Linked DNA regions of Homo sapiens: region 2 is linked to region 1. A link is a loop called in an ENCODE intact Hi-C map of the cell type or tissue named here. Cell type or tissue: B cell. All regions are shown on one strand. Region 1 has its middle 47 kb from the start of LINC01503. Region 2 has its middle 28 kb from the start of LINC00963.

What was found. A loop is a pair of places that touch in the nucleus more often than their neighbours do. Peaks named below come from ENCODE experiments on the same cell type or tissue, not always from the same donor. Only the 100,000 strongest peaks of a DNase experiment are listed, where the experiment ranks them.
Region 2: it touches region 1 in a loop (12-fold over the local background); 7 of 110 quality-filtered maps call a loop at or near these places.

What each region holds. Positions count from the first base shown.
Region 1 is chr9:129,381,368-129,386,367 of GRCh38, reverse strand. No RefSeq gene overlaps it. Among named protein-coding and RNA genes, the nearest start is that of LINC01503, 47 kb to the right of the region's middle. RefSeq lists silencers at 2,422-2,541, 2,692-2,911. In B cell, no CTCF peak of the experiment used is centred here; DNase peaks (open chromatin) are centred at 897 and 2,577; H3K4me3 peaks cover 1,606 bases; H3K27ac peaks cover 2,908 bases.
Region 2 is chr9:129,458,075-129,463,074 of GRCh38, reverse strand. No RefSeq gene overlaps it. Among named protein-coding and RNA genes, the nearest start is that of LINC00963, 28 kb to the left of the region's middle. RefSeq lists a silencer at 2,237-2,526 and enhancers at 2,166-2,789, 2,921-3,441, 3,442-3,963, 4,340-4,389. In B cell, no CTCF peak of the experiment used is centred here; DNase peaks (open chromatin) are centred at 2,544, 3,684 and 4,624; H3K4me3 peaks cover 1,991 bases; H3K27ac peaks cover 1,473 bases; H3K27me3 peaks cover 720 bases.

The sequences.
Region 1 (5,000 bases):
AGCTGTTACATCCTAAGTGCCTGCTGGGTGCCTGGCACTGTGCCGAGGGCTCTATTGAAGTGGCAATAATGACAAAGCCTCCAATAACAATAATATAAACAAATCCTGGAGTGCATTTGGGGGCTGGGCCTATCCCTCCTAATAAATCCGGAGGCTCGTGTGCCTTTGTTCCACAGGTCCTGCTTTCCTGAGGCCACACAGCCTGGTGCTCCAGCCTAGCCCCATCTGCCTTTGACTTTCATGCACACGGCCCTACGGTCACTTCAGCCTCTTCAACCCCATCGCTTAACACTTCTGAGCTCCAAGTTTCATAAAGGTGAAAGGGGACTTTGCTTTTGCATATGTAAAGGAGGAGACACCAACTCAGGTTAGGCCTTGCCTCTTCCAGGAAGTCTTCTCTGACCCTCCCCAGAGTGGATGAGCGCACCTCTGAGAAACAGATTTCCTCACTTATCCTCAGGAGCAAATGAATCCATCTTGTGCCTGATGGTGCAGTGTTGAGGACAGACTCTCTGGGACCCCAGCAGTCACTGCACCACCCTGAATGGGCCCAGCTGATACTGTTAGGAAGGCAAAGGGACGGGAACTGCAGAGAAGCCAAGACAGAGCCCCAACAGCATCATGAGCCTCTGGATCAAACCATGCCTGAAACCCACTATCACCTCTGCATCATTTCCTTACATGAGCCCATTATTTCCTATCTTGGTTGGATTTTCTGTCTGTTGTAACACAGAGTTTAAACTGATACAGGAATTCACCAAACTGTGAAATGTGGCGATTTCAGGAGGGCATATAATGAGGGAACTTTCATTCTCCAATGCACATGTTTTATATCGTCTGTGGTTTTACAGTACGCATATAGCAAAATCAATGTCAGTGCTTCTGTCTTGAGAAAACCAGTGGACCATGAGCCTGCGGCTTGAAGAATCGGGTGGGTGATGGCGTCAGTAACTGAGGAGCAGTGAACTTGGGGGAAAGATGGCAGCTTTGATACAGGGGCATGGGAGATCTGGATGGAGCCACTACATTGGGTCCTTTCGGGGGCTGGTGCCCAGGAGGGAGTATGTGGGGTGAGGGAGAGTCAATGTCGGTGCCGGGTGGCAGGGTTGAGGAAGGTCGCACCATGGTCCCTGGCCAAGGCCTTACTCATTGGAGAAGTACACATTGCTTCTTTTCCCAGGACACTCCCTTTTGGGGCTGTCACCGTGCCTCAAGTACCCTCCTTGTTGGAACTGATGTCCAAGGCTACATGTGAGTGGTAGAGCCCATCAAGCTGCAAATTTCTTGGAAGTGGCCTTCCAGCCACCTCCCATTAGCACAGGAGGCAGGGACCTCTCTGATGGGGTTGACAAGCTGATTCCTCAAGCCTGAATCCATGCTGCAAGGACGGGTGTAAATGACAGTGGCGACATGCTTCTGTCTGAGGCTTTTCACTGCTTGGAATGACATCCCACCGCGCTCTGCTTCATCCTCTGAGGGCCCTGAGATGCAGGCCAGGCAGCCTTCTGCCTCAGTTTCACAGAGAAAAAAGTTCAGGCACAGAGAGGCCTAGCAACTTGCACATAATCACACAGCCAGACAGAACTGGCCAGAATTTGAACCCAGCTCTCCAGCCTTCAGACCTGGCCCTCTTTCTATTTCCACCGGATGGTCCTCACAGCAGGGATTGGGGCAGGGAATCGTACCAAGTGAAAGTCAGCCATTGAGGACTGCGGGTGGGTGGAAGGTGAAGAGGCTCCCTGGAGAGAGTGGAGGGACCCCAGGCGAGGGAAGCGTCTGTATAATCCCCACAACTGCCCTGGCCCAACGCATGTCCTTTGCTCTGCCCTAAGTGCCTGGTCCTGTGCTCTGTATTGGTCATCACCTTGAACCCTCAAACATCTTATTCTGAGCCCATCTTACAGCCAAGAAAATGGATGCTCAGAGAGGTTAAGGAATTTGCCTAAGGTCAATTAGTGAGGAATAGAGGTCTCTGGCCTGTTGGAGCCCAGAGCTCGTGCAAAGGCCCTGAGGTAGGGCCCAGGAACAGGGTGTGTAAAAGAACTGTAAGGAGTGGGTGGGGAGGAGGGGAGAAGCTGCGGAGGTCCCTCTCGGTCCCATCCAAACCTCACTTGCTCAAGCAAAAGTTTCAGGGTGTCGCTTCCTGTTCAGTGGAGCAAGGCCCCGTCCATACTGGCCTCGGTTTCCTTGGGATGGGGGAAAGGGGTGGCAGAAAGCGCCCCCTACCCTACCCTACCCCCAGTCCAAGTCAGAAGAAGTAGCTGCAGCTTCCGGGAAGGTTGTCTGGAGACCCAGAAAGAGAGAGAAGTGGGTGGGGACGAGGGGCACCGGTAATGAACGCGGTCTTCTGCCCGCAGCGACGCAGACTGGGCTGTAATCCGGGCCTCCTGGGCCAGCAGGGCCTGGCGGGCCTTCCCCAGCGCAGGTTCCCATGTTCATTTAGGCCCCGCGACGCCCGGCGGGACGCCCTTCCCTTTAGGGACAGGGGCGCGGGGCGGGGTCGCCGGTCGCGCGCGGGCACACGGGCACGCACACACGCGCGCGCACAGACGCTCCCGGAGCCGTCAGAGGAGGCGAAAGGAACCAAGAAGTGAAAGTGAGCAACCTCTAGTGAAAGAAATAGACATGCACAGACAGCTCGGAAACTGACGCGGTGCCAGCGAGCCGGCCTTCCCGGGCGCGCCCGGGTGCGCAGGCAGCGCGTTCCCCAAGCTGGGCGCGCGCTCGGCGGCCACCGAGGAGGGCCTGCCACTCGCTCGCGTCCCCCCAGTTCCTTTTCCTGCTTCTTGCTGCCTCCGCCTCTCAAGCAGCCGGGAGGTCCCCGCGCGAGGCCCCCAGCGGGCGCCCCAGGATCCATCGGGTCCCCCACGATCCTTCACGCCCTGGACCCCGGCAAAGCGCGGCTGGGCCCAGCCTTGAACCCTGGCGGCCGAGGGTCAGAGAGCTCTGGCGTTTGAGTCCTTTCGCCCACCAGGCCCGGGCTACCTGCAGAGTGGAGGCCTTTGCCCTCCCCCGCCTCCCCCGCCACCCGTCTGCACGGACTGTCCCTGCGCTGCGGCTCCCGGGAGCGCCCAGGCCCTGCAGTGGTCACTGCACAGATGACTTTGGCAATAGCCATCTCTTGGAGAAGGAACTTCCAAGTGACAGTCCTGAGAGGCCAACGGCCAGTCGGCTGATGTGAGCAGCGCCTGGCAGCCTCAGAAGGGCTCACCCTGCCCGCCTCCCTGCCCCCACCCTCCCTGCACTAAACCAGCTTTTCCAGCTCTGCAGCCTGGTCAGGTTTCTGGCAGGTGTGGGTTGTTTTCTGCCCCTGGAGCTTGGGTGGGAAAAGAGAGAGGTCTGAGAAGCTGGGTGCCCACCTAGTGCTCTGCCATGCCTGCATCCCCACTCCAGAGGCCCCCCAGGGACTCTCAGTGTGGAAACAGACCCCAACTTAACAGAAAAGGCTGGGATGCCTGTTGGCTGATGAAGTCAGGCCTTTTGGACAGATATCAAGCAGAAGCCATGACTAGTGATAAGGCTCCCCTTCCCTCTGGGTTTCGAGAGCCACAGTTTCGAGAGCTTGGTGGGCAGTAAACAGCCCCAAAGCTTCTCAACAGACACAGAAGGGTGTGGCTTCTTCCCATTGGGAAGCTATTGGTGGGAGGGTTGCCAGACCCTTCCCAGATCTTGTTTCAGCTGGGTGAGCCTGGGGACACTTGGCCACACAGGGTGTCCCCAACTAAGCTAGGATGCAAAAAGAAAATGCCTTGTCCCAGTCATAGCCCAGTGGGAGACAGAGGGGTAAACAATCAAAATGGGGTGTGAGGACAGCTCTGAAGGAGGCCTGAGCCAGGGGGTGTCCCCTGGAGGCACCAGGAGAAGCAGGGAGGGTGCTCTCAGCAAAGGCAGCCACATGGGAGTCTGGGGGGTGCCCAGGAAGCTGCAGACCCCAGAGGCCCCACAGAGCTCTGCAGACTGCCCAGTTGCAGAAAGCCTAGACCCACCATCAAAATCAAAATAGGGGCCGGGCGCCATGGCTCACGCCTGCAACCCCAGCACTTGGGAGGCCAAAGCAGGTGGATCTCTTGAGGTCAGGAGTTTGAAACCAACCTAACCAACATGGTGAAACCCTGTCTCTACTGAAAATACAAAAATTAGCTGGGTGTGGTGGCACACACCTGTAATCTCAGCTATTTAGGAAGCTGAGGCAGGAGAATTCCTTGAACCCAGGAGGCAGAGGCTGCAGTGAGCCGAGATCGCACCACCGCATTCCAGCCTGGGCAACAGAGAAAGACTCCATCTCAAAAAAAAAAAAAAAAAAAAAGACAAAAAAAAAAACCAAAGTGGGGAGCCCTCGGGGACTTGTGCCTCCTTTAATGCTAAAGATGGACAGACTAGGGGTCTGAGAGGTGGTGCCACCTGCCCAAGGTCACCCCACTGGCTAGTTTGGGCTGGGCCCTGGCACACAGTAGGTGCTTACTAATGGGCTGTGAGGACTGGAATCCGGGGAGCCAGAGAGAGGGCCACCGCCCTTCCGCCCCTACCATCCCACAGATCTTTACTGAGAGCCTTCCACTGCGCTGGGAGCTCAGCCACATGCGGAAGACACGAAGAGCCAGGTAAACAGATGGGAGCGCATGGGGAGTAAGGCCCTCCCGGAGGAGGGAGCCCGGGGACAGAGTACCCCAGGCCTATGCAAAGGCCCTGAGGGACAGAACGTGCTGTGTGGCTGAGCAGAGGAGCAGAGGCCAGGAGGGGCATGCAGGCTGCAGAGGGGAATTTGGGTTTGATTTCAAGTGCATGCCTCACACAGGACTGGCGTGGAGAGGGCAGGGGGAGCTGCCATGGGGAACCCAGGCCTGGCTGCAGCAGGCTGGAGAAGCGGCTCTAGGAGGAGCCTTTGCTCTTCAAGCGCCTGCACCTTTCTCGTTTCCCACCTCCACCCATTATCCAGAAACACAATGGCCCAGAGAAGGGGTTGATCTTCTGGCTCCCCCAGGGGCTTTCCCAGCCCCTCC
Region 2 (5,000 bases), 77 kb before region 1:
TGGCTCACACCTGTAATCTCAGTGCTTTGGGAGGCCAAGGTAGGAGGATCATCTGAGACCAGGAGTTTGAGACCAGCCTGGGCAACACAGAGAGACCCTGTCTCTACAATAAATAAATAAATACATACATACATACATACATACAAAAATTAGCCAAGCATGGTGGCATGTGTCTATGATCCCAGCTACTTGGGAGGCTGAGACCTGAAGCCAGGAGATGAAGGTGTCACAGTGAGCTATGACTGCGCTACTGCACTCCAGCATGGGCGACAGTGAGACCCTGTCTTAAAAAAAAAAAAAAAGAAAAGAAAAGAAAGAAAAAGTTTCCCATTGCCAATTTGTAGTCCTTCCTGGACCCCAGCATCCCCAGGCAACCACAGAGCTGCTTTCTGTCATTACCGACTCGCACGCATCTTCCGGGACTTCACACCGACACAATCCCCCATGCCTTGCTGGTGGCTGCCGGCTCCTCTCCCAGTCATGGTGCTGTGGTGCTGTGTGCACGGTTGTTCCGGCTCCTCTCCTGGTCATGGTGCTGTGGTGCTGTGTGCACGGTCGTTCCTGTTGGTGAGTCGCCTTCCATGGGACGGATGTGCCACAACCTGTTGCTCCCTTTGCCTGCGGGACGGAGCAACACTGTGCTGTCTCCAGTTTCCGCCTTTTACAAATAAAGCTGCTGTGAACACTCATGTGCAAGGCTCTGTGTGGAGGTGAGTTTCATTGTTTTCTTTTTCTTTCTTTTCTTTTCTTTTCTTTTCTTTCTTTTTTTTTTTTGAGACATGGTCTCGCTCTGTCGCCCAGGCTGGAGTACAGTGGCGTAATTTTGGCTCACTGCGGCCTCAACCTCCCTGGCTCAAGCGATCCTCTCACCTCGGCCTCCTGAGTAGCTGGGACTACAGGTGTGCACCACCATGCCTGGCTAATTCTTTTTTTTTTTTTTTTTAATTGAGACGGAGTTTCGCCCTTGCTGCCCAGGCTGGAGTGCAGTGGCATGATCTCGGTTCACTGCAACCTCCGCCTCCCAGATTCAAGCGATTCTCCTGTCTCTGCCTCCCAAGTAGCTGGGATTACAGGCATGCACCACCATGCCTGGCTAATTTTTGTATTTTTTGTAGAGATGGGGTTTCACCGTGTTGGCCAGGCTGGTCTTGAACTCCTGACCTCAGGTGATTCACCTGCCTTGGCTTCCCAAAGTGCTGAGGTTACAGCCGTGAGCCACCACACCCGGCATATATATATACATATATGTTTTTTTTTTTTAGACTCTCGCTCTGTCGCCCAGGTTGGAGTGCGGTGGCATGATCTCTGTTCACTGCAAGCTCCACCTCCCGGGTTCAGGCCATTCTCCTGCCTCAGCCTCCAGAGTAGCTGGGACTACAGGCACCCACCACCATGCCCAGCTAATTTTTTGTATTTTTAGTAGAGACGGGGTTTCACCGTGTTAGCCAGGATGGTCTCGATTTCCTGACCTCGTGATCCGCCCGTCTCGGCTTCCCAAAGTGCTGGGATTACAGGCATGAGCCACCGCGCCCGTCCAGTCTTTAAATATTTTGTAAAGACAGGGTCTCACTATGTTGCCTAGACTGGTCTTGGACCCCTGGGTTCAAGAGATCCGCCCGCCTCAGCCTCCCAAAGTGCTGGGATTACAGGCATGAGCCACTGCGCCGGTGGAGATTTCATTTCTTGGAGATAAAAGCCTCGGAGTGCCATGGTCAGATCCGTGGTAAGAGTATGTTCAACTTTTTTAAAAGTGCCAAATGTTTTCCAAAAGTAGTCGAACCACTTCTCATTCCTATCAGCGGTGGATGAGGGTCCCACTGGAGTGTGGGATTTGAACTCAGGCCCAGCCCACTCCAGAACCTGTGTCTGTCCCTGCCAAGCTTCAGGGATCCTCTCTGAAGGCCTTGGAGAAGGAACCAGCAGACAGCCGGCGGGGGCGGTGCTGGGATGCGGGCTCCGGCCTCTTTGCATCAGCCGAGGGTCCCTCCCTTGTAGCTGGGTCTGGCTTCCTCCTTGAACAGAGTGCTGCCTTCCCAGGGGCTCCTGGAGGGCAGGGGTGGGCACTCCGTGGGCACCAGGCCCACGAGGGGCTCCAGACCCTCCGCGGACCCTTGTCCCTGGCTGGGTTGAAGATGCCCGGAGTCTCCCAGGCCATGCCAAAGGCTTGTGGGGGTGGGGAAGGGTGCGAGGGTTTCACCAGGCACGCGCCAGGGAAAGGGCTTGTCCCTTGAGCTCCGACAGACAAGGAGGAGGAAGGAAGCCACCAGAACCCAGGCAGCGGCCGGGGGGAGAGCCAGAGAGTTTAGCAGCCAAAGCGGGGAGGGGCGACCCTCTCCTTCCAGACCCCAGGGAGGTGGGCAGAAAGCGGGAGGGGCGCGAGAAGGGAGCAGGGATTCTTCATTAAAACTGAACCCCCGGAGCCGGGCCCGCGGCGGCCGAGCAGCCGGGCTGCAGGCGGCCTCCCTCTCGCGGCGCACAGAGGCCCGCGCCGGCTCCAGCCGCCCGCGGCCGACCTCGCGCGTCCTCAAAGCCAGCCTGTCCCACTTCCCCCGCCGGTTGCTACAGCAACTGAGCTCTGAGTAATCAGCTGCACGGTGACCTTTCTTCCCCCGGAGAGCGGGAGGGAGGGAGCGGGAGGGCGGAGGGAGGAAGGGAGGGGAGGAGAGAGGGGGGAGGAGGAGGGAGGAGGAGAATGGAGGGGAAAGATGGAGAGGAGGAGGGAGGGAGGCTGGAGGGGGGAGATGCAGGCGGGGGAGGAGGGAGGAGGAGCAGGGGGAGGCTGAGCTGCTGGTCAAAGCTGTAAATCCCTGCAGCTGGGGTCTGAGGGCTTTGCGGGGAGGAGCTGGCAGTCAGAAGGCGGGAGAGAGGAGGGGGCGGCCGGCAGCACCGTGGTAGGGGGAGGGAGGGGTAGCCAGGGAACTGACCCGGACAGATTCCCTCCCAGGCACCCCTGGCGCCCACCCCTAGCCCCTCCCGGGATGCTCCCCCGAGTCCTCCCTCGTGGAGAGGTGAGGGGACTGTGAGAGAACGGCAGGTCCCCAGTGCTCTCTGGCTCACAGGACAGCCCTCCCGCCTCCGCAGCCGCCTTGATTCCACCATTCCCCAGATGGAAAAACTGAGGCTGGGAGGCTTGTTTACAGTGTCAGGGCCCCGAGCTTGGCCCCTGGGACAGCCCCTCACCCCACAACCGCCACTAGCTGGCAACCAGGTGGAGGAAAGTTCTGGTCCACGCCCAGCCTTCCCACCTCCCTGATCTCTGGCCTCAGTTTCCCTGGTTGTAAAGCAAGGATCCCCACGGCATGGTGTACGCTGCAGTGGCGGGGGAGTTAGGGGGCTCCATGGAGCTTCTCACACCCCAGTGTTGATTTAAGATTCTCTAAGCGCAGCAGAAGCGCGGTGAGGCGAATGTGAGAGGGCCGGGACTGGAGATGCTGGGGATGGGGTGGGCATACTTAGGAGAAGGGGCCCCACAGGTCCCGGAGCGGCCAGGTAGCTGGGGCACCACCCAGGCCCCCTCAGGCGCGGAAACCTTCCTGCTACCTGGTATCCTGCCTACCCCCCCCAGCTCGGCCGCCCTGGGGCCTCTCCGGCTCCAGCTCTTGGCTGGGCCTCGGTGCCAGCACAAGCCCTATCACCCGCCGGCCCTGGGGACCCGCCAGCCGCCTGTTTACGAGGCCAGCCAGCCCCCCGTCACAGCCGTGCCCACGGGGTGGGGGAGGGACGACAGATGGCGGAGGTGCCATTTTAACCAGAGTCTGCAGCCGTTGGGGAAGGAGAGGAAGTAGCCCAGGGCTGGAGGGAGCTGGGACCTTCTGTTGTTGCTGCCCCTGGGGCACCTCCATCCTACCCCCTCTGCACGGGCACCTCTCCCGAGCTCAGGTCTGAGTGGCACAGATCCAACAACCTCGTCACTGGGGCTGCCTAATCTTCCATGGACTCTGTGGGTGCCCCTTGGATCAGCGAAGCATCCGGGGTCCCCCGGGGGCAGGGGCTATAGGGGCAATCTCTTAAGGCTCCACTGTGAGGAGGGCCCCATGACTTCTCCAGCCCACAGCAAGGATCCCCCACCCCCACTACTGACTATGAAATGCAGGCTGCAGGGAGTCACAGCAGGAGGGACCGTGGGCAGACAGGGCTGCAAAGTTCGGCCTGCCTCGAGGCTCCAGCAGGGGAGCTCAGGACGGGTTGGGAGCAAAGTCTGGGAGAGGGAGAGGGGCTCCCCCCAGGCGTTCTGTGCTTTCATCCCAGCTCAGCACCCATGTCAGCCCCAGAACCTCCCCCAGGCTTCCACATTCAAAGCTCCAGCTGCAGAGGGTGCTGACCTCGCCCCTGTGGGGGTAGGGGGCGAAAGGGGGCTTAGGGGCAAGCCAGATGGTGATATGGAGACAAACTGCATAGCTCCTCGGTAACTCTCAGGCCCGTGTTTCACAGGTGAGGACACCAAGACCAGGGGCGTGAAGCCACTGGTCCAGGGTCACCCAGCTGTTGATGGGTGCGCCAGCCCCTGATGGTCCAGGATGAGGAGCACGTGACGCTCTCAGGCCACAGAACGACCGCACTGGAGGCAGCAGCCGTGGCTGTGAGCCTGCCTGTTCCCCAGGGTTCTTGACTCTCTGGAAGCTTCCCTTTGTGGGAAACCTTTGTGCACCCAGGCTTTTGGACAAGTGACACTTGTTTGTACAAGCAGGAGTGGTTTGGATCAAGGGATCGAGGTGATAGCAAGAGCCACTCTGCCTCCCTGAGCACCCGCAAAGCCCTGCTCTGGGCCTCACATGTGGTTTTTGTTTTGTTTTGTTTTGAAACAGGGTCGGGCTCTGTCACCCAGGCTGGAGTGCAGTGGCATGATCACGGCTCACTGCAGCCTCAACCTCGCAGGTTTACACAACCCTCCCACCTCAGCCTCCCGAGTAGCTGGGACTTTTGTTTTGTTTTGTTTTGTTTTTAATTTTTTGTAGAGATAGGGTCTTCCTATGTTGCCCAGGCTGGTCTCAAACTCTTGG